Regions from separate parts of the Mus musculus genome. Here all the other regions are linked to region 2. Evidence: chromatin loops called from intact Hi-C (ENCODE). Cell type or tissue: left cerebral cortex. All regions are shown on one strand.

Region 1 (8,000 bases), 97 kb before region 2:
GGAAATCAAATCTCAGTTCTTTACTGAAAAAAAAAAAGAAAAAGAAAAAAGAAAAAAAAAAAACAACAAATGTTCGTAGCCAGGTTTTTCAACATATATAAATTTGCACTTCTTAGTTTCTTGTAACATTTGTCAAGTCATGAGCTGGAGAGAGAGTTCAGCAGTTAACTGCTCGCTCTTGTGGGTCAAGAGTTCAATTCCCAGCAACCACAGCCATCTGTAATGGGATCTGATGCCCTCTTCTGGTGTGTCTGAGGACAGCTACAGTATGCTTGTATACATAAAAAAAATGTTTATGTAAAGGTAGATAGAGCTTATCACACTCAATACTTTCTCTGGCTCTTCTTGCCTTGGTAGTATTCAGACAGGCAATATAAAGATTACAATCATTATATATATTTTTTTATTCATTCATTCATTCATTCATTCATTCTGTAAACACATAATGAAGCAAAAAGGTGTTACTTATAGCTGAGTGTGGTGGCATGTGCCTTCGATCCCAGTACTGGGAGACAAGCATCAAGACAAGATGGATCTCTGTGAGCTTAAGGCCAGCCTGTCTACATAGCGAATCCTAAGCCAGCCAAGGCTATGTAGTAAGACCCTGTCCCAAAAAATAAATAGAGCTGGGCATGGTGGCGCACACCTTTAATCCCAGCACTCAGGAGGCAGAGGCAGGTGGTTTTCTGAGTTTGAGGCCAGCCTGGTCTACAAAGTGAGTTCCAGGCTACACAGAGAAACCCTGTCTCGAAAAAACTCAAAATAAATAAATAGATAAATGAATAATTTTAGATGTCATATAATATGCAGAACATGAAACATTAGAAAGCATGAAGAAAGAAAAAATAAAGAATATAGTCAGCCTTTCTTTATACATTAATCCAAGCTTCTTAAATGAGAATGGTTTATAACATGCCAAAAAATACATACATTCTTGCTAAAAACAACAAAGTAACCCATGAGGCCACTGAATTGATAAGTATTTGTGTTACCTGAAGACAGGGCAAGCATGACAACAATACAGGAAATCTAACAGCCGCACATTTGTGCTTCTGCTCTCCTGAGGGCCATCCTGCATATGTCACAGGGCCAAGGCTTAGTTTAACTGTGTCAACTCCCCTTGAGCCCGGTTTTTTTTTTTTTAAACTGTCTTTTAATTTGATTAAAGATGAAAAGCACTCACGGGTACTACTCAGACAATAGATGATTGTTTGAAAGGAACATCAAATATATATCAGAATTATTTTTGTATCAGTATAGACTAAGAACAGCAATACATTCTACTGGCCATAAAGTAAACAGCCAAGGTGAGGTTTGAAAAAATTAGAAAGATGCAGACATTTAGTAAGCACTTAGCAATATTTACAAGGCAACAAAAGAGGATGCTATACATTTTGGTAGGGGGGTGGGGAAGATGACAACTAGATATTAGGTGAATTTCCAAACAAAAGTTTAAGTTAAGACAAGATCAACAACACTTGGCTTGAACCAAAATACACAGACACACGGACACATAGACACAAAGAAGCTCACAATGTATTCTTATAATGCTCATCATATCCAACCACTGAGGACCCCAGCTTCTTCAAACATGCTGTCTCAGGTGCATGCTGTCCCCAAAGATGTCCCAGGACATCTTCTAGGCTTCCCAATGGCAAGAGAAAGAAAGATCAGTGAAGGCCACTACAGGAAGGTTCCCTAAAGCCGGGCCACAAACTCAATAGAACAGAGCCCAGAAAGAAAAACAACTTCAAAATGGTAAAACATCTAAGTAGCAGGTCTATCAGGTATGTAGTTGTTAAAGGTATGTTCAACAGTCACAGAATGGCAAAAGAATAATAATAAATATACATGTGATGATGTAATCTACCCCTTGGCATTACTGATTCCAAAGCTCAAAGGGTCAAATGCCTTGTCCCTGGGCACAGATATTTTCGAGCACATTTCTGGCAGAGCACCATTCCTTACAACAGGTTATACTATAATTATGGCTGGTCACTACAGCCCTTCATACTGAAATGTAGTCATTCATTCCATGTGAAAAATAGGGACACAAACCCTGCAAGAAGCAACTTGATGCTTCCAGTGGCCAATTTTACTATTTTTCAAACATGTATTACAACTAATATAAAACATTATCCATCTTAATATTTGATACCACCAACATAATTACTCCCCAGATGTAAAAGTGTTTAGTATTAATACAAATGTTTGAAGAAACTTGCACATATAGTTCATTATAATTTCAAGGTATTACTGCTGTAAGCTTCTAGGTTAAAAGCAGTCATCCCAACATAGCTGACTGTTCAATCAGGTATATACAAGACAAGTGAGGAGAACTTGGTCTTGCACCATTCAAGAGGCCCCGAGCTAAATCTATCCCCAGCAATGCAAAACAAACAAACACACACACACACAAAAATGCAGCCCAGAACTGTAGCACTGGGAAGATGATCTGCTTTGTGCTTCAAATTATTAAACAGTCAAGCAGACATTAAGGCAATAAAGGCGGTATTGAAGATAAGTATGTGGGTGTGTGCTCACTATCTTTCTGGTCCTTAGTTTCCTCATCTGTAACTACAGAAATAATCTTTGGCAAAGGCCCAGAATACAGAAAAGGTTAAAGGGAGGTGAGAACCAAGCACTATGTAGTGAGCCCTCAGAAACCCTAAAATCCTAAGGCCCAGAAAACAATCATTTAAGTTCTATGATTCTTCAGCAGGCTTCTCCTCCATCCAGTAGTAGTCATGTTTGAAATCTGAAAGCCAGGGTTTAAAAAGATTGTTTTTGTTTTTTTCTCTGAACCGTGGAAAACTACTCATTTTCGTAACGTCAAAATCATTTATTCTTCTCAAACAATGCCAATCTCCTTATACTCTAACCGCGCGGTTAAAAATATACCAGGAGCATTATTCCAACTATCAGGAAACTTGGGGTGGGGGCGGCATCGTAGATTGCTTAGACTCTGACCTTTGTGGATTTCTAAGTATCGTGTAGTGTTTGAGAAAAGAGAAAAACACTTTGGATGATGAAATTTGCAAAAGATCTAAAACTCCAGTTGGCAGAAGGCTCTCCACAGCCAGCTGTCTTTCAAGAAGGGGATCCGAGTGTGTTTACAACCTACAAGCAGAAGGGAGCCAAGCCTAAACTAAACTCTAACATAAAGAACTTTCCTCCAATATATCAGGCCAAAATGATGCAAAACCTGTAGTTTACTTCAATGGGTTTGCTCCAAGCCGGAATAATGAATGAAATGGAGGCATCACTACTGAGTTGGGGGCCTCACTTTCAACCCAGCGGGTGAGTCTCCAAATCCAGTGAACTCACGGGCTGATCTGCTTCAAGGGGAGACCCCGCTGCAGGCTCCCCGAAAGTTCCGCGGCCGCCAGTGTCCGCCCCGCCCGGCCGAGGGTCGCGCCCCCTCCCAGCCGCCGCACACACCCCGCCTCCGCCCCCGCCGCGTGTTAACCCCTCGCCACCCGGCGCGGGCTCGGGGAGGAGGCCGCCCAGGGGGTGGAGTTGTCGCGTCTCCTCCCGGGATCGCCCGGGCAGACGCCCGGCTTGTTTACAGGCCCCAGGCCTGGCCGCCGCCGCACAGGCCCTCCGCCCGCCCGCCCTCGCCCTCTTCCTCGCCCTCGCGCCGCGCTTACCCGGAGCAGCCGCGGGCGGGCGGGTCCCTCGGTCGGCCGGGGCGGCGGTGGCGACGGCGGCCGGGCACGGGGTCCCGCGACGGCGGCCGGGCCCGGGCGGAGGAGGGGAGGAGCCGGGCTGGGTCCGGGCCCCCGGCTCTCGGAGCCCTCGCGGCTCAGATCATCCGGGCGTCGGAGCGGGAGGCAGAGAGCGGGGCCCGCGGGAGGCGGAGGAGGCGCCGAGGACTCATCGCTTTCCGCCCCACCTGCCTGGGCCCCCCTCCCCCCGCCCCAGCCACCCGATCCCGAGCTGCGGACCCGGCCGGCGCGGAGACCACGGCGTTCTAGCTCCTGCGCGCGCTCCCGCCCCTAGCGCCGCCACCGCCGCCGCCTCTAGCGCGGCCCCGCGCACGCGCGCTCTCGACACCGCTGCCCCTCGCCCGGCCCCGCCCCGCCCCGCGCCGCCGTTTCCCCCACCCCCGGCCCTGCAGCTGCGGCGCGGCCCATGGGCTGGAGAGACCCGGATGTGGGAGGGCCGGAACTGCGGCTTGGGCGGGGGAGGGGCGGCGGTGACGTCACTGCCCTGCGCTGCTCCTCAGGTCGCTGCCGCGGGCCGATCCCTAGGGAGCGTGGACGTCCTGGGTGCGAGCCAGGCGCGCGGCCTTCGCGCTAGGGCGCAGAGGGCCTCTCCAAACCCGGCTGTCGTCGTCGTCCGCACCCGACTCTTACACCTGCCTACGGACGCCGGTCTCCAGGTGCAGTCTCGGTTAGCGCCCGGCACAGGGGACTCAGCCTGCCCCTTCGACCCCACGAGGCGCACACGAGTGCCGCGGCCATACCGCAGACGTGCGTGTGCAAACCGTTCACGCCTTGGGACACGTGCCTAGCTAGAGCTTCTCGCGGGTTGTCCCCGAGTCCCTGCAGGGATTCCGAATTGTATTTATGTGCACGTTACGGGGTCACGTGATTCGGGCTCAACGGGCACCTCCAAAGACCTCCAGTGGGGCTAATGGAACCGAGGGTTTTTCAAAATCTAGAGGATAATCAGAAACGTGACAGCTGCTTTCACGGAGAGCTAGAGATGAGCAAAAGGTAACTGCACGTGCAGGCGGCCAAAATCCAGTTTAGCTAGCTCGACCACAGAAAACCCGACCCACGCTGCTTGCCGACGCCGGGATAGAATGACAAACCCTAGGCAGCCAATGAATCAGAGCTGGAAAGCAGTACATCACCAGTATGAGTTCCCATTGGTTGGGTGTGCCTTCCCAGCTTTTCAGTCACCAGCTTAACCCTTACAACCAAATTCGCAGGAATAGAAGTTTAAGAGAGATTCTGATATAATACAAAGAAAAAGCATATATTCCGCTGAAATAGGCTAATGCTTTAAAAAAAAAAATACTAAAACTATTAGCCAAATTGAGTTCAGACCAGTAACAAGATTAATTTCAGTAAGGCCTTCCCCTTTTCTCTGGTGCTTACTGCAGTTTGCCACCCCGCTACTTCGTGTCTCTTATAAACCACTCCATTGTCTTGACTCTTAGATCAAATACAACCTGCTTTTGCCGGCTGTCATCCCGCAAACTATTTCTCTATTTTGGATGTTGTGGTAACCATTTCTGATATTTTCACCACGACTTATGGAAGATGATTCCCTTTTCTTCACTTTTACACCTGACATCAATGGCAGGACCACATGTGAGACTGCCAATTCCCAGCAGACACTATCTTCACTGACCCTCCAAATCACTCAGTATTTTGGGAATACGATGAATTTGTAGCACCTCCAGGTATATAAAGTAAAAATAAAATTCACTATACAGTTCTTAATTCTTTTCTATACAAGTGCAGAAATAAATGAAATTAGGTGCGAAATCTTTTAATGAAATGCTGTTTTATTATTATATACAATATGTTGTTTAGGTTTTGTTAAGTGGGGATGCTGAGGATTAAAACCATGTCAAGTCCTCAACCATTAAGCTCTGTCCTCAGCCCTGGTTAGGGTTTTTGTTATGTGCTTGTTTTGTTTTTGAGACAAGGTCTCTATGTAGTGCTTGCTGGCCTCAAACATACAAGGATCCTCCCAGACTGCCTCTGGATTGCTGATAGTACAAGCATGTGCCACCATACCTGACTCAATTCTTAGTACTACTATTAATACTTAAAACAAGTTACTGCACGATGGGCATACAAAAGTCATGTTGTGACAGCCACCATTTAGTGCTCTGTGTGTCTGTGTGTCTGTCTGTGTGTGTACAGAGTCTTGGCTTTCCCAGGCTGACTCTTGTGAAACTGAGGATTACTTTAACTGGTCCTCCTGCTTCCACATCCCTACCACCACACCTGTCTACAGTGCTCTTAAACAATACATTTTCTCGTTGAAGAGCTGAGTCATCTGTGGCAGTACACATGATAGGAAATTGGGAGGTTTTTGTCTGGGTTTTTAGGTTTACATTCCTGTAGTCTCTCTGTCCTATCTTTGTAAGAAAACTTGAGTAACAGAAGAGGTAAGAAAAAATACAATTTGATATAGTATGTAATATATAAAATATAATGATGAGATTTCTTTTTCCAGGAGTCTGACCAGTCAGTATATCACAGACAGCCAGTCAGTTGTGTCTCTGGACACCATTTGTAGTGTGAATGAGGAAACTTGTGGGCCATAAATTTAACATTTAGGAACTCGGAATTAGACATTAATATTGTCTAATGAAAGTTATTTGATTTTGATATTCCCTTCTATTATCAAATTTTTGGTGGTGGTGTTGAAACAGGGTCTCAAAAATAAACAGCCAAGTAAAAGTCAAAGATGTGGCACGCCCAGTTCCTACAGGAAGTTCTTAGTTCCTACAGGAAGCCTTTCTCAATCCCATTCTTACATTCAGACAAGAAGGCACAGCCAAGCCTTTATCTGTTGTGTTTGCTACTTCCCAGGTGTTAGTTCTTCCTTTATGACCAGTCTCAAGTCACCAAGATTAAGTCTCTGAATTTCTAACACTTAGACACAATATGCACATATTACCTCAGAAACACATAGCCCTGGCTGTCCTGAAACTCACACTTTCCTCAGCCTTCTGAGTGCTGGGATTGTAGATGCGACCACCATGAGGAAAGGGACTTTGGAAATAAGAGGGATAACTGTTTTTCAGGTTTTAACTGTAAGACTTTAATTAATCCTCTAACCCCTGTTGAAGTCTTGGTTAAATATCAGTTTGATCATTTTACATATCTAAAACCATCATATTCTGCATATATATGTATACACACACACACACACACACACACACACAGAGAAAGGAAGTCAAAAGGTAAAGTGTCAAAGTTCTGAACTTACTGTGTTCCCGTTGCCTAGGACTTGAGAGACTTGAGGCAAAGACACAGGGAAGCTAAAGCCCAATACACTTAATACGAAACATGAACTATTAGGGTAGGCCAGTGCTGGCACACACCTGTAATCCCAGCACTCAGGAGACAGAGGCCAGCAGATCTCTGTGAGACGCCAGCCTGGTCTACAGAGTGAGCTTCAGGATAGCCTGGGCTATACAGAGAAACCCTGTCTCAAAAAATAAAAACAAACAAACCCCTAAAACTATTAATATATGAAATTAAAGCCTAGTATACTCAATACTCTCTCCGTTATTAAAGATGAGGTATTTAATTTAAACTCAGTACTCTCTCCCTTTCCTCTACAATCCTGATTTTAAAAGAAAAAATTTGGGGGGTTACATTCTTATTGAATAACTATGATGGATGCATCCAGAGGCTCAGTCCTGAGGTGGCCTAACCCAGGCCTCTCAGAGTGCTCCCCCACCCCCACCCCGCATGTAAATGATCCTCCAGGATGCCTGAGAAGCCCCCTCCCCCAGCCAGCCAACCATCCTTCCACAGCAAGCTGAGCACTACCCAAGCACAAAGCCAAGTAGGCCAGAGATCCATCTGTCCTTTCCTCTGTCTGCTTCACTACCTGGTTTGGGCTTTTGTTTCTCCCATAGCCACTTCATGTATCCTCTTGTCTGCTTTCTTCTTGACTCTCTTCTCCCTTTCTTCTGTACTCCTTTTATTTCCTTTTCCTTTCTTGCCCTCATTTTTCTCTTTCTTGATTTGAATAGTTTAATCCAAAATGCAGTTTCTGTTACCCACTTTCTCCTGAACTTGAACATATGAGATAGCCCTAAACTGATCTCATTCAGGGATGGGGTACCCCACCCCATCCCCTCCCTCCCTCTCCCCCCTCACCATATCATGGTAATGAAAAACAGCTGTCTACAGGACTGTTAAAGAGTGGGAATGATTAGACTCAATGCCCTGTGTGACATCACCACTGAGGTGGGGGGCGGGGTAGCCAGCCATCTTCTGCTGCCTCTGTGCCTCCTG
Region 2 (8,000 bases):
GTTCCCCCCTCCCCCTCTGCTGTTGAAAGGTTTCTGTCCCAACATAGAAGGCTGTTTGCGTTGAATTATGGAGTCTGGAACAATAGTTACATTGTTTCTACAGTGCAATCCTGATTTCCGGAAGAAGTGGCACAAAAGGGAAGAAAGCTGTTGCCACCCTTTCAAAGGGGAACAGGTGAGAGAGCCGCAGTGAGTGGGTCTCTCATCATTGTGTAACTTCCCTGTTCAGAGAGGAAATGATGTTTCGAGTGGATGTAGCTAGTGCTTGGATTTTGCCCCTTTAGTTATTTAGATTTTACATTTAAGTGGTTAAAATTCTGCCAGCTTGAGACGGTCATGGTGGCACATACCTGTAATCCAGTCCTCAGGATGCAGAGGATCAGAACTTTGAGGCCAACCTGGTCTCCGTAGTGAGTGCCAGGCCAGCCGAGTGTGTTTGTTAAAACTACAACTGCACAGCTAAGGACCGCTGCTTCCCGAGACCCAGCCTGTTCCTGCTCTGTTATGAGCACACAGGTCTCAGGAGAGTCCCCACATCTGCTCGCCTGTCCTTCTTGTCTTCAACACTTTCTTCCCAGGTTCTGTGGTGATATCTGCACTGGAATTGACATGCAATCCTGGTGCTGGCTGTGTTCAGTGTCATTACCACAGACCCCGGAGTCCAAGCCTCCTGTTGTCTATTCTTTCTCACTGCTGAACAGAAGAAATGAGGAAATAATATTATAATTAAAATTATAATATTATAATATATTATATATTATGATATCATAATAGATATGTTATCTAATGATGATTGAAATGGGCTCACTAAATATATAACTGGGCTCAGTGGTAGAGAACTTGCCTAGAATTTTTGAGGCCCTGGGTTTGAACTTAAGCGTGCACGCACACACACACACACGCGCGCACACACACACACACACACACACACACACACACACACGAGGTGGGGAGGGCATAACTGGATTCCAACATGAATTACTGAATAATGCTATTGTTCAAGTGAAAAATAATTTCTGAAGTTGACATTGGTTTGTGTTTTCCTTCTCTAATGCCCAAACTGTCATGTGGTTTTATTGTAGTTTTTTTTTAACTAGTCAAGGTCTTCCAGGGAAACAAAAACACATACATATTTATGAGTGATGGTAAAGAATTGGTTCACATGGCTTTCAAGTGCAGTAGGCCTGACGTCCCTAGCACACAGGCAGCTGGAATTCAGGGGAGAGGCGAGGTAATTGGAACCCAAGGGCAGTCTGGAAGCAAGATCTTCCTAGCCTTCTGCTGTTTTCTCATAACACTTCAACTGATTGAACTCCCCACATTATGGGGGGTAGGTATGTGCTTTATTGAAAGTCTACTGATATAAATGTTAAATAAATCTTAAAATACCTCACAGTAGCATCTAGACTAACATTTTAACAAAATTTGGATGTCATGGTCTGGCCAAGTCATGTTGCTGAACCATCTCCTCGGACCCCAAAGTGAATCTTTTTTTTTTTTTTTTTTTTTAAGGAGTTAGAGATCACTGTTTTAAAAGTGAATTTTTTAATATGATGATTATGAATCATCCTGGTTAGGAGTGCTTCCTCCAAACCAACATGTGCAGTTATTGTGTTCAACTAAGTGTTCCGTTTGTTAACATAAAACATTCTGAGTTTGAGGCAGGTGATCTCTCTGAGTTTGAAGCCAGGGTGGTCTCTATAGTGAGTCCCAGCACAAGCAGTGCTCCGCGGTGAGAGCCTGAAATGAAACAAAACAAGGCAAAAAAAGTCATGTTAGTAAAGCTTTTTTTGTTTGTGTGCATGAATGTTTTGTCTGAAAGTATGTTTGTGCACCATGTGAGTGCCTGATGCCCTCGGAGGTCAGAGATGGGAAATGGATCCCCTGGGACAAGAGTTACCAACAGATGTGAGCTGCCATGTGGGTGTGGAAATTGAACCCAGGTTCTCTGCAAGAGCAACAAGTGCCTCTAACAGCAGAGCCACCTCTCCAGCTCCAGTACGGAAAAACACTCTAAAGCTCTGCCTTGGCACTTCGACACTCAGCACCCACCCGGGTCTAATCCCTAGGGGTGGACAGGAAGAGATCATAGCTTCCTGCCAGTCTCCCAAGCCCAATGTCCCAGTCTCAGATCCCTCATCCCCACAGCTTGGGGTTGTGACCCATCGGAACACTAGATCCACTGCAGTCCTGTCCTTTTACAGAAGGGGAAACATTTGGGATAAGATTCATCATGAGACTCTGTGTGGTATTTTAAGACATCTTATTACAAAAGTAATGTGCTACAAAATAAAAATAAAATTCACATGGCCCAGGTGATACGTCAATTAGAGCAATTCTTGACCAATATTATTCCAAATGGCAGTCCAAAAGTTTAGCTAACTGACATGCACCTTGAACTATACCACAGCAATTTCTGATTAACACTAGTTCAAATATTTCCTGCATAGATCACTCTAAAGATGCAAAATATAGACCTTTGTAAACCTTTTCTCACTGCAATGAAAAAAGTGACAATTCAGCTGGGCGTGGTGGCGCACACCTTTAATCCCAGCACTTGGGAGGCAGAGGCAGGCGGATTTCTGAGTTTGAGGCCAGCCTGGTCTACAAAGTAGAAACAGAGAAACCCTGTCTCGGAAAAAAAAAAGTGACAATTTATAAAAACAATACTAACAAACACAGAAGAAAGAACAGAGCAATTAGTGTGCACAGAGGCCTTTCCATATTCAAATGCTGTCAAATGATAATGGCATCATTTACAAACGGTGGCAGGAGGACACCAACCTGAGTGTTTTTAGCTCCTGGAACTTAGCAACAGTTGCCTTCTAGCCCAGTTAGTTTTATGTTCTGATTACTCTGGGCCATGATAGCCAACTTTTGGCCAAATATGAGTATCATTTGTAATGTTTTTCTAAATATAAGCGGCCAGTCCACGAGGGCAACCCAGTTCAAGTGCTGAGTTACTTCGGTATGCTTATCTCAGTCCACAAGCTTAAAGTGAAAGGAAAACAGATTAGGAAGAGTGAGTGAGGGTTTGGCTCAGCTTTTGGGAGCTTGCCCAGCGCGAAGAAGGACCTGGGCACAATTCCCAGCGTGGAGCGGGGGATGGGGCCTCGGGGTCGGAGCGGGCAGTGATCAAAGTTTTGTTTTGTTTCTCGCCAAGGCACCACCAAAGCCCTGAAAAGTCGTCCTAAAAACAGCTGTTAAAGACTCCTTCATGCCCTCACAAATCTTGTTGACTGCTCTCCCAACAGCAGTTTCCCAAGATTCCATGCCTTCTATTGCAACACCCCGGCAGTCTTGCACGCAGTAGGGACGCGCAGAGACGCCGTGGTGCAGCCCGGGACACAGATGGAGCCCCACCTTCGGGGACTCGCTAGGCGGAGCCCCGGGTTGTGACCCGCCGCGTAGAGGGCGGGCGCCGACTGTCTTCCGCTTGCGGCAGAGTCGGGTAGGCAAGGGACAGCGATGAGCTGGGAGCTGCTGTTGTGGCTGCTGGCGCTGTGCGCGCTGATCCTGCCCCTTGTGCAGCTCTTGCGCTTTTTGCGGGCGGATGCGGACCTGACCTTGTTGTGGGCTGAATGGCAAGGGCGACGCCCAGGTGAGCATCCTCTACAGCCTGGGCTCTAAGGAAGATCAGGGCCGAGGTCCCTCCCAGCTGTTGCCAAGCTGAGCCTTGACCAAGGGCTGAGGGTCCGGGAGGAAGAGGCAGGGGCTAAACAGGCAGTACCCACTCTGTCGCTTGTCTTAATTCGAAAATGGCCCTGATTTGTTACCCAGACTAGGATAGAAAACGTCAAACCCCAAGAGAGCGCTGCAATTCTCTGATGCCTGCAAGACACAGACTTCTTCCGTAGGATCCCCGGACACTCTCAGGGAAGGCACCATGGAGAGCAGAGTGTGTCCCTTGCTTTCTAAGAGGCCGGAACATTCTTTGATCCTGCACTTTTTACTTTCCCGGAAGCACCCAAAGAAAATTTGGCCTGAATCACTTACTCACCTGCTCACTTGGTTAAAATTTTCGCAATAGAAAGCGCTGAGCTGGCTTTTTGCCAGGAGGGAGATCATTCTGTGTACAGTAAGGCACGTTTCGCCCGCTCCACTTCGATCTGCAGCTTGCGTGGTGTTTAATGTTCACTTAATACATGATTCACATGCTCCGATATATCAGTTCACAGATGCTGCTGGGTGTTATGTCACGTTGGCAGTGTGTTCAGCAGGCCACAGACAGCCTCTGACCTTTGGCGTTAACAATTCTGATGACATGGGCACTCTTCGTATTGTTTTTCAGTTAAAGACATTGACAGAGAAACTCAAAGCCTCCCTAGGTAGGCTTTTCTGATCCTTAAAGGACTAAGTGGGATTCCACTGTTCGTGGTGGAAAATACACAAAGCACCCGAACAAAAATGCTTTGAAGTAGCTGGTGGCTCAGAAGGTACTGCATTCAAAGTCAGCAGGGCAGGAGTAGGTGACAGCTGGATCTTGGATTTTATGTCCCTCCCAGATGTTGGCAGGCATCCTTGCTGTCTTTTCTCTGAAGCTGCATTGCCTTGGCTCAAACAGTTGCAGTACTGACAAATGCAACTGCACAGTGTGCTTGTGGATTCAGCGCTGCAAAACAGGAGAGGGCATGGCTGTGACTCGGAGACTGTCAGTGTTGAGGGCAAGAATCCTAAATACCCCATACATCTTTTAACTGTAACTCTCCACTGAGCACCATTGAGACAGATGGATGTATCTGTAAGCTCACGGTCAATAGCAGCCTGTGGATGTTGTTTGTGTTTGGCCTCATTTATTTAAATGGAAGATTGAGTTAAACTCAGTTTATAAATTATGTGACTGTATAAAAGTTATTAACACATTAATTATGTCTGAAATGTAGGTGTGTTTAGTCTTTTTTTTGCGGTGTAATTTTTTTATTACATATATTCTTCATTTACATTTCAAATGCTATCCCCAAAGTCCCCTATACCCTCCCTCCGCCCTGCTCCCCACCCAACTCACCCACTCTCCTGCTTCCTGGCCCTGGCATTCCCCTGCACTGGGGCATATGATCTTCGCAAGACCAAGGGCCTCTCCTCCTATTGCTGGCCAACTAGGCCATCCTCTGCTACCTATGTAGCTAGAGACACAGCTCTGGGGGGGGGGTACTGATTAGTTTATATTGTTGTTCTACCTATAGGGTTGCAGACCCCTTCAGCTCCTTGAGTACTTTCTCTAGCTCCTTCATTAGGGGCCCTGTGTTCCATCCAATAGCTGACTGTGAGCATCCACTTATGTATTTGCCAGGCACTGGCATAGCCTCACAAGAGAGAGCTATATCAGGGTCCTGTCAGCAAAATCTTTCTGGCATATGCTGTAGTGTCTGGGTTTGGTGGTTGTATATGGGATGGATTCCCGTGTGGGGCAATCTCTGGATGGTCCTTCCTTCCGTCTCAGCTCTGAACTTTGTCTCTGTAACTCCTTCCATGGGTATAGAGAAGACAGGACGTAGGGAGGGTGTGGCCTCTGTCTCGCGCTGGAGAGAAGCAGCTTCCACATCGTGTGAGGGATGAGGCAGAGAGTGGTGCAAGGCCTTGGGAGAGATTTCTCAAGCTGGCATTAAACTCTGGGTTTCTTGTCAACTCTCAGAGTCTGATTTTTTTTTTTTAAGTCGTTGTCAGATTCTATGGAAACACTAAGAAAAAAAAAAAAAGGATGCTAGATTAAAGGACGGGAAGATAGGTGTTAGATCTGTGATCATGTGGGCATAAAACGAGCCGCTGGAGACCATTTTCACTCAGGCTTTACATAATAGGTGTTTATTGGTGTAAACAAGGTTGGACTCTGTTAATTTAGGCTGATTAGTAACAGTTACAGCGTAAATGAATGGTGTGTAGGGTAATGTGTAGACAAGCTTTTAGCAAGCAGTTGTGAATGGCTAGCTGAGCACACAGCCTCTCATTCATTCAAAGTCTTTGGTCAATTGTACTCTCTCCCCAAAAGCATCTTACCTGAAAGGAAAGCTTTGTTTACATAGTTTGGTTATTTCTAGGACAAGTTGTATGTGTTCCAGTGTCTAAGAAACAGTTGGGTTTTAAAATGTTTGGGGCTTTGACGGTAGTTTGATGATAGAGAGTACCTGTGTCTGTAATGCTTGCAGCTTGGGCTCAGTCCTCAGCACTGGGGACCAAACTTGACCATATCTGAATGTGTGCACCACAACACAGCAGACAGTGTTTTGTTTCAGCTAGGCTTCTTGGTGTTTATTCAGTAGATACTTACTACTTATGGAGTCCTTTTGATATTCTAGTCTCTGCAAGATATTAGGCCACCGGTGAGGAGGAGGCGGCCAGAGTCGATGCCTCGGTGCATTTAATAGACAAGTGTGGAGAGCTCTCCCCCTCACTCCTGGAGACCCCAGTGTTCTGAAGAACTCGGACTCCATAAAGTTCCTGTGATGTTTTTTTTTTTTTTTTTTTTTTTTTTTGGTGGTGGTGGTGGTGGTGGGGTTCCGAGACAGGGTTTCTCTGTATAGCCCTGGCTGTCCTGGAACTCACTTTGTAGTCCAGGCTGGCCTCGAACTCAGAAATCCACCTGCCTCTGCCTCCTGAGTGCTGGGATTAAAGGCGTGCGCCACCACCGCCCGGCCCTGTGATGGTTTTTAATATGGAATTGTTTAAGCTCATAGACAAGAATGAAGTAAGGCCAGCCGAGAGAGCCTTATTGCCCTCTGTCACGGGACAAATTAGAGCCCACAAGAGACCATGCGAGGTCTGGTGAGCGTAACAAAGCCGCAGAATTTAGTAGGCCCCAGATCTTAGCACATCCGACGCCATGAAAAGCCGTTTAGAACATAAAGCAGCCGCACCTGCTGAAACGAAACAAAGACCTAATCCATCGAAGTCCATAGTTCGGGAAAGGCTCTAAATGTACTAGCCTTGCTTCTTAGCTTCTGTAGTTCAGCTTCTGGAATATGCCAGCCCAGAATATAGTCTTGTTGCTTGGAGTGGTGGCGCATGCCTTTAATCCCAACACTCGGGAGGCAGAGGCAGGCGGATTTCTGAGTTCGTGGCCAGCCTGGTCTACAAAGTGAGTTCCAGGACAGCCAGGGCTATACAGAGAAACCCTGTCTCGAAAAACCAAAAAAAAAAAAAAAAAAAAAAAAAAGAAAAAAAGTTTTTGTGCTTAAAAGCTCACCCCAAGAAAGGCCCGGGGCTATACTGGGATCCCAAACACCAGATGGCTATTAAAGACTTCCTATTGGCTTTAACCCATGCCCGAGCAGTCATCTCTGGTGCGTACCCACAACTGTGAGACCGGCAGTTAAAGCTGCTTGCAGTATAAGCCTGATGGCCCGAACTCCATCCTGCACGCCCCAAAAAGGTGGAAGAAAAGAACTGGCTTCTCTGGTTGTCCCCCTGACTGCCAGCCAGCACGCACCAAGGCACATGTACACACACCCCGCCATGCACACGCGCACACACAGTTAGGATAATGTGTCATTCTAGTAATGAAATTTAAAACGTTAAATCCAGAAAGAGGGCTGGGACAAGGGGTCACACCGCTGGGAGGGTGGCACTTATGGTGTGGAGGCAGGAGGATGAGGTGCATGCTTCAGGCAAAGGCAACAACTGTCTAAGTACAACAACAACAGAACAGATGATCATACTAGATCATACTATTGAGCAACATATGGCATTTTCAAAGGCATCTGTGGTTCCACTTCAGAAATTAGAATTTATTGCCTTCTCATTTAATTGAGAAGGCAATGAGTTTCTAGTCACTAGCTTTAATTTCCCCTGTTAAATAAGCAGATAAATTGAGTGAAACCATATAGTGATGAGGTTCAGCTACAACTAGATTCTAGTAGATTTACCAAGATTCCAAACTATACAACATATGGTGTGGGCTGCCTACTAACAATGTGGTTTGTTTCTAGCTTTTCTGGAGGGTTTTTTTTTTTTTTTAAGACAGGCACAGGCTTTCTCTGTGTAGCCCTGCCTGTCCTGGAACTCAC
Region 3 (8,000 bases), 310 kb before region 2:
CAAATTACACGGCCATTCTTAGCTTTAAGGAAAGCAGAGAGCTACAATCCCATCGTGTTCCTGGAAGGAGCTGCTGGAGTTTGGATGTTGTCTTACAGGCTTGGTCTGAAGGGTGACAGTGTTGGGAGGTGATGGACCTTTGGGAATGGAGCCCAGTTGGCGACACTTAGGTCTCCGGGGTGTGCCTGTGGAGATGATTGTAGGACTCTGACCATTTCTTTACCCTTGTTTGCTCTTTGGCCCGTGACATAAGTATCGTCATTCTGCCAAGTGCCAACCTTACCAGAGGCTCCAAGCAAAGAGATCAGCAGGTCATATAATGCATGCCTGGGCCAAAATAACCTTTAAAAAAGTCCATTTAATCCCACCACTTATATTTTCTTATGCACATGAGTCTCAACTTTATATACCTGGCCTACATCTATCTTCTCAACTACAGATCTGTTAAAGTAACCTGGACTCCATTATGTAGGTATTCGCAAGTAAACGTTTTTCAGAAGTGTACAGTTTATTTTCAGAAGTACAAGTGTACAGTTTCGAGGTTGGTGATTAAGGCCATGGGCAAAAATCTAGCCAGATGCCTAGTAGGTTTTTGGTACAGACAAATGAATTAAATATGGGCTTTATATTTCACAGCTTGGAAAACAAGAATGTTATGTCACAATGCATAAATTATTTGAAATTTAAAACAATGAGTTTAGAAAATAGGGTCTCTAGCCCAGGGTGGTTTTAAAAATCAGGATTCTACTGCCTCGGATTTCCAAGTCTGGATTTATTAGTGTCTGCCGCTGTAGCTGTGAAACTTCAGATTCCATTAGGAAAGTTTTACCCCAACAGTGCCCCCCCATTTGTTTATGTTAATATTCATGTCTAAACATAGCTTCCCCCCCCCCCCAATGGCAGAAACGTGGTTCCTTCGAGTCAGGATTAGAAGCATCATGGGTAACTTCATGGAAACACAGGCTCCCAGCAAGTTTTGATGGATGCTAAAGCCCGAGGAGAGCCACTGCCGTATGTGATGGTGGACCCACCCAGGAATCATCTGGGGATGAGTAGGTTAAAGATGTCAGCTGCATCCCAGAGTCTCGGGGTGTGTGAAATTGCCTTGCTTCCAAGCCTGGCTTCATACTAGCCTTTACTCAGGCAAGACTTCAACCAAATCACTAGTGCTCTGACCTTATCTCGAGAGATCCGGATTCCATGGATTTGCTTGGGGCCCTGGCACAACTATTTTCCTAAATCTCCGACTTCCCAGAAAAGTGACCTTTGTCATATTAGCTCAGCACTGTCTTGCCTATGATTAAATGAGATAGTAGTGCTTATGTAAAGAGACTCTCAAGACAAAGCCTGGCTCACAGCAAGCTCAGGACAGATGCTCTTAGAGCCTCCTGGTTTATGTTTAGAAATCACGGAGCTAGAGGGTGCCCTTATTCTCTGAAGCTGAGCATGGATGGAGCAATTCTGTATAAGAGGTTTGTGTAGGAGCTAGGTTCCTCGGTCTGCTATTTCGTCCGCATGATCAGTCTTATCTATTCCTGTTGGTGGTGACACTGTGCCCCCTCACCTGCGGAGACATGAAACTGGAGCACTTTGTAAATGACTCTCTCCTCCTTTAGCTCGGTGGAGTTCAATAGAGCATTTTCTCTTTCCAGCTGCATTCTGCGGGTTGTTTTATGTCTCCTTTTCACATTACATGCTTAGCAGAGTCTTAGAGATAAAACCCTTCACCCTGACATACGTACTGGCTCCGGGTAGCTAAGGTATCTGAGTCCCCAGGACTTGATTTCCTTGTCTGGGGTGGGGTTGGGGGCAGATAGTTATTTCAGTGTGGCTGCTGTGAAAGATAACAAGCACAAATGTCCACACAGCACCCAAGCATCTCTTGTGTGCCCTTAATCTGCAAATATTCAAAGAAAACAGACACAGCCTTCCCACAGCTGTGTGTACAACTGTGCCATTCATTTTAGGTCCAGATTACCGACATTGCCAGGACAATGACAAAGCACAGCTTCCCTTCCCTGTGGCGTTTCATGATGAATAGTTTGTTTGTTTGTTTGTTTGTTTGTTGCTTTGAGCCTGTGGTGATCCTCCTGCCTCTGCCTCCCAAGTACTGGAATTACAAGCATCCACCACCACACTCAGAGTGACTGGCTATTATGATAACTATTGAGTTCAGGCTAGCCCCAAAACTTCCTATGTCACTGAACAATGCCTTGGACTCCAGATCTTCCTGCCTCTACCTCCTAAGTGCTGGGATTTCAGCTGTATTCCACCATGCCTGGCTCATAAGGCTCAGGCGATTGAACTCAGGGCTTTGTGCATGCTAAGCAAACATTCTGTAAACCGAAGCTACAGTCCCTATGCATGGCTGTGTGTAAGTGCGTGTGTGCCTGTGTGTGTGTGTGTGTGTGTGTGTGTGTATGTGTGTGTGTGTGTGTGAATTAAAACAACAACAACAACAACAAAAACCATCCTCAATTCCAAACAGAATTTAACTACCAGAGAGTTCCTTTTAAATTTTTATCTATGAGTTTTTTTTCTTTCTTTCTTTTTTCAAGACAGGGTCTCTCTATGTAGTTCTGGCTGTCTTGGAACTTATTATATAGACCAGGCTGTCCTTGAAGTCACAGAGATCTGCCTGGCTCTATCTCTTGAGGTACTGCAATTAAAAGTGAGTGTCACTAGGCCTGGCTTGCTTTTAAGTTTTAACATTAGTGTTTTGATATGTTTCTCCTGAAGTTACAAAAGTATCTGTTCTCTAACATTTACCTGGCACATTTAAGAAAGAAAGCAAGCAATAATAACGTTAGAAGCATGAAGGGCCACTTTGTGTGTTTTCTCATGTAATTCATAGATGATGGGTACTAAACAGCTAAAAACTAATTTCCATCCATGAGGAAATAGACAAATCATGTTTCCAGCCTTTTGGTGACATTGTTTCAGGAGTTGGTTCCTTGAAAAAGATATGACCAGTGTGACTTCTGCCATGGAATCCCACCAGGAATTCTTCTCGCCCTTGACAGTTTGTAGTGAGACATTAGTAGCATAGAGTCTTCCCTGGGCACAGGCTGCAGCTGGTTTAAACTTACCTCTGCTTCCAAGGTACCATTCTGTACCTTGCTCTAGCCCCACACAACACAGAGCACGGCTCTCAGCATTTTATGTGTGCTTACTGGCGTGCTTCAAGCAGCTGGTTTTTATTTTAGTTACAATTAGTCATACTGTTCTCTGGCCTTGGAATTCATAAGTTTTGGATGGAGAGGCTGTTCTTGAAAGCCTTCTTGAAAGTTTGCTGCTGTGGTTGTTGACAGATGAAGGATGCCCATGCATTGGCTGCGATGCATTTAGTCTATCAGGCATATTTAAAAAAAAAAGATTTATTTATTTGTTTATTTATTTCTTTATTTATTTAATGTATGTGAGTACACTGTAGCTGTACAGATGGTTGTGAGCCTTCATGTGATTGTTGGGAATTGAATTTTTAGGACCTCTGCTCATTCCGGTCAGCCCGTTCCTTCTAGTCTACTCTACTTGCTCTAGCCCAAAGATTTATTTATTATTATACATAAGTACACTGTAGCTGATTTCAGACACACCAGAAGAGGGTGTCAGATCTCATTACGGGTGGTTGTGAGCCACCATGTGGTTGCTGGGATTTGAACACAGGACCTTTGGAAGAGCAGTCAGTGCTCTTACCCACTGAGCCATCTCGCCAGCCCTATCAGACAAATTTTTAAGTATCTTGCATTGGTCCTAGCATTTCAGATGTGATTTAAGTGTGATTTGTGGGAATTTGTACCATAATTCTGATGAATTGCTTTGCATGTTAGGACTTGGGTTTCCTAGTTAAGGAATTTTTACTTATTTCAGATAAGCCAGTTGTGAGTACTGTATTTTCCACTGGCATTTCCAGTCACTTCAGTGCACTTTTATAGCTCAAAGCTTGTTTAATTTCTTGGATTTAACTGAATTCTAAACGTCTACAATTTAACCTGCAGAGTTAGTTGATGGGAAACATTTGGTATTGGTAGTAGGAGTGATTTGTTTCCCCCAACTGAACATTTAACCGAATCTTTCATTTGTGAGCCATTTCTGAATCTCTATCGTTTGCCAAGTTCCATGCTGCAGGCTGGGGTACTCATAACAAGATGGAAGATGGGCTCTTGTCCGAAAGAGATTGCTGTCAACAGGTGGGCCAGAGACCAGTCACTCACAACAGGATCGGTGGGCCAGCGACCACAACGATCACAACAGGGTCAGTGAGGAGACTGACTGTCTTGCAGCTGGGGCCCTGTGACAGTGTCTCTGAGCTGTGGAGACAGGCTGCCTAGCCAGAAGAAAACAGAGCAGAGAGCTTTCTTGTACGCCAGGTGGTGCTGCTGCTCTGCTGTAAGGGCTGCGGTCACCCGAAGATCCTGGCGTCCTGTTATCTTTGCGTTTGAACTGAAAAGCTGTTTTCTTAGCCCTCTCCCTCTCCGTGCTTTGCGTGTATTTACATCTGACTGAAAAGAACTCCCTCTCCGGAGTTCCACCTCCTATCTTACTGGGGGAATAGATAATTTTTACTTAAAGGTATTCAGGCGTTCTTGGAAAATATGGTATTTACTATTTAAATCCCCTGAGTTTTTATTTTGTGGTTTGGGATGGCCTAACGAACTTTTGGAATCTCCTTTGCTGGGGATGGGAGGGTGGGGTTGGGGGAGGCGAAGGGGGGTTGGGAAGACTGGAGTGGAGGTGGGAGGGGCTGTTCTCAGGCGCTGAATTGCAGTTTACGGTTTTTTTTTCTTTCTTTCTTTCTTTTTTCTTTTTAAAATACAATCGAAGCAGTATTTCTGGTAAGAAAAGTTATTAGGTGTTTATGGATGTTTCAAAAGACCAGGGGACGGGGGAAATGCAGATCCCATGTTAAAATGTACACCTGGGGACTCTTTAACACTTTGAACAGAACCCAAGTTGGGAGGGCATGAGCTCCTTAAAGTGGTAGTTGTTTCTACTGGGGGAGGGGGTGCTCGTTGGATGCTGCCCAGGAGCACAGGATTGCCAGGAGCAGCCCCAGGGAGGATGAGTTAGCTCGGCAGCCAGGTAGGACGGGAATGTGTGTTTTCCTCTTACTTCCGCCACATCCCACATCCTCCTGAACAGGAAGAGCACTGCCTTTTTCTGAAGGCCCCCTTTTTTATCTTCTTCCTCCAGAGAATCCAGCAGGAGGCAGCTTATAGCAGGAGGGATAACAAAAATGTATCGAAGTTCTTTAAGGCACACAGAGAGGATGTGAGGTGTTAACCTTAGAAAGCTTTAGTTTCTCCAGCGTTTGGAAATGAAGCTGCTTTGAACTGGCTTTTGCAGGGCAGGCGAGCCCTGGCCTTTGCCTCTGTGTGCTTTTCTAACTGATCCACTGTGAGATCAGTAGGGCACAATTGCAAGTTTAGTCTGTCAGTGGTCGTTTTAGCTTTCAAAGTTTGGAATGGCCTCGGAGGACGAACAGACAGACTGACCTATACGGTCTAAAATCTAAGAAAATTAAAACAGGTGTTTTTTAAGATACTGTTTTGGGATAGTGGCATGAACATGGGGTTCAGTGTTCACCTCCTTCTAACCTCTTCACTTCCAAAGTCATAAAAACTGTCACTTAATATCTCATGATAGTGTTTGTTTTTAAGCAGATTGCTCATGATTATTTAGGTATATTATAGTACATAAAGTCCATGCAATATATTCTTATTACATAGTAAATTGTAAGTATGATTGATTCATATGTGACTTTTTAGAGTGATAATGGGTATTGAGCCTAGCATCTCATACCTGCTAGATCCCTAACCCCTTTTTTTGTTTTGACACAGAATGTTACAAATTTGCCTAGACTGTCCTAGAACTTGCTCACTTTCCCGAGTAGCTAGGATTGTAAAATCATACCACCAGGCTTGACTTGTATGATGCTAATATGTGGACATAATACATACTTCTTAATAGTTAAATATTAATGTGTTCAATTGCTTTGCATTGTATATTGTAGGATTCAGCTGGCATTATAAAGACAGCTATTCAGTAAGACTTAGGGCTGTATAAATTAGCATTTACATATTCTGAGCTCAAATTAAATATTAATTTAAGTGTTCAGTTTCTGCTGAAGTTTACAAGTTATTACTTGGCATATCCATGAGCTCAAGACAGAATTATGAAAAATTAAATGAATCTGTTAATCCCCAACTTACACGGGACTTATTAAAGAAACGTTTAAAGTCTTGAGTCAATGAGTTTCTTTTATATTAGTGTTTAGTGAGTACAGGTGCTTGCTTGAAGTCCTAGTAACCTGAGTTCAACTCCCACATCCCACAAGGTAAAGGAGAGAACCTCTGACTTCTAGTGTGTGCTATGACATGGGAGTGCTTGCACTTGCGTGAACATATACGCATATCGTCCACGAGCCAAAATGAGTAAATTAGACCATTGTTACAAAACCACAGTTTGTTCCTATAAGATAATTATCTATGATGGTTAGTTCCATTGGCTAGATAGCAAATGGCCAGTTAAGTTATAATGACTTTAATAACACCTTCAGCCTGATTTCAGGGTGATGTAGAGGAGAATTATTTAGTGTGGTGGCACTTTCATGAGGGAAGACCAATCCTAAGAAGACATTATAAAAGAAAGACGGTCTTAGGTTGACATTATATTAAAAACAAACAACCTTTTATTTGTCTGGTGGCAAGTTTTCCTTCTGCATCCATTTACAAGAGTTGAGGATTTGTGCATCTTACAGCACGCATCTCCTACCTAACCTTCTCTCTCTGTGCTCCCTGCCCTGGTTTGCTCAGATAAAAGACCAAGAGCAACGTGGGGAGGGAAGGGTTTATTTAACCTTACAGCTCCTATGGATCACAGTCCACCATTGAGGAAGCTGGGCAGGAACCTGAATTGGAAGGCTGCTTACTGCCCACTCCCATGGATCGGATCGATCATTTGCTCACCTGGCCCTAGGCTGGCTCCCACGGCTCATGGGTTGCTCCCTGAGCTCATTCCTCTTGTGGCTCGCGCCTCACTCAGCTAGTTTTCTTATCCAACTCAGGCCTACCTACCTAGGGATGGTGTCTCCCCAGAGGGCAATCATTAATTAAAAAAAAAATCCCTACAGACTTGAGTGATAGAGGCATTTTCTCAATTGAGGTTCCTCTTCCCAGATAACCAAGTTGACAAAGAAACAAGAACAGGACATAGGTCCTTGTGCCATCGACATCACCTGGGCGCTTCTTTATCCCAGGTGTCTGATCCCAGCCTAGCGATATCCAGCAGAACACCTAAGGCTGGGGCTTGGGAACCTGGGTCACAAAATCTCCTTGAATTGTTTGTGCATTTTTAGATTAGGTACCTCAGAAGTAAGATCTCTCCTCGTTGTAGGAATCAGTATCATAAACCAGTGTTTCTCAAACTGTGCTATGCACCAGAAACCTATAATGGATTCCTTAAACCCATTAAAATGGCTTTCTGGGCCCTTGTGAGAAGTTTCTGATTCATTTTAACCAATGGGACCCAGACAATGAAAAATTGAAAGTGTAGAATGGGGGCTTCTGGGTAAAGGATGAAAACTGTTGGTCTGCGCGCGTACGTGCGTGAGTGCGTGTGTGTGTGCGTGTGTGTGTGTGTGTGTGTGTGTGTGTGTGTGTGTACAGTGTGTGTGTGCACGCACGCACACGCTGGAGCGAGTGTGTGTATACCGAGGCGACTTTTGTATACTGAGATCTAAGGGATCACTCTTAGAATCTGAGAAACTACTTTTTGTAGCTCCTTCTCTCTATTTCCTCTAACTCTTTCTCCCCGTCTTCCCCCTGGCTCGACAGCAATGATGATAAGGTACGCCGGGGAGGAGTCAGGGGGCATGGAGACTGCCTGCCTGTTCTAGCCGGTTCATTTCTCTACATCCTTTATTTTTCACCAGCTTTCCTGATGGTAGAACTTCAGTATGCCACCAGGGGGCTCTCCTAACATTGTTTTCTCTTCTCTTT

Evidence for each region. Peaks named below come from ENCODE experiments on the same cell type or tissue, not always from the same donor. Only the 100,000 strongest peaks of a DNase experiment are listed, where the experiment ranks them.
Region 1: it touches region 2 in a loop (6-fold over the local background); 10 of 42 quality-filtered maps call a loop at or near these places.
Region 3: a loop joins it to region 2, with 2.8 times the contacts of the local background. A loop is called at or near these places in 2 of 42 quality-filtered maps.

What each region holds. Positions count from the first base shown.
Region 1 is chr12:72,757,282-72,765,281 of GRCm38, reverse strand. Ppm1a (protein phosphatase 1A, magnesium dependent, alpha isoform) reads right to left here and starts at 4,071. Exons shown (of 6, transcript NM_008910.3): 1 at 3,651-4,071. In left cerebral cortex, a CTCF peak has its summit at 244 (motif pointing left); DNase peaks (open chromatin) are centred at 3,332, 4,206, 4,744 and 7,547; H3K4me3 peaks cover 3,534 bases; H3K27ac peaks cover 2,360 bases.
Region 2 is chr12:72,660,230-72,668,229 of GRCm38, reverse strand. It overlaps Dhrs7 (dehydrogenase/reductase (SDR family) member 7), which reads left to right and starts at 3,402. Exons shown (of 7, transcript NM_025522.5): 1 at 3,402-3,601. The coding sequence starts at 3,469. In left cerebral cortex, a CTCF peak has its summit at 3,425; DNase peaks (open chromatin) are centred at 3,100, 3,396, 3,846 and 4,363; H3K4me3 peaks cover 1,969 bases; H3K27ac peaks cover 1,263 bases.
Region 3 is chr12:72,973,282-72,981,281 of GRCm38, reverse strand. No RefSeq gene overlaps it. Among named protein-coding and RNA genes, the nearest start is that of Six6, 37 kb to the right of the region's middle. In left cerebral cortex, CTCF peaks have their summits at 4,368 and 7,958 (motif pointing right); DNase peaks (open chromatin) are centred at 4,380 and 7,955.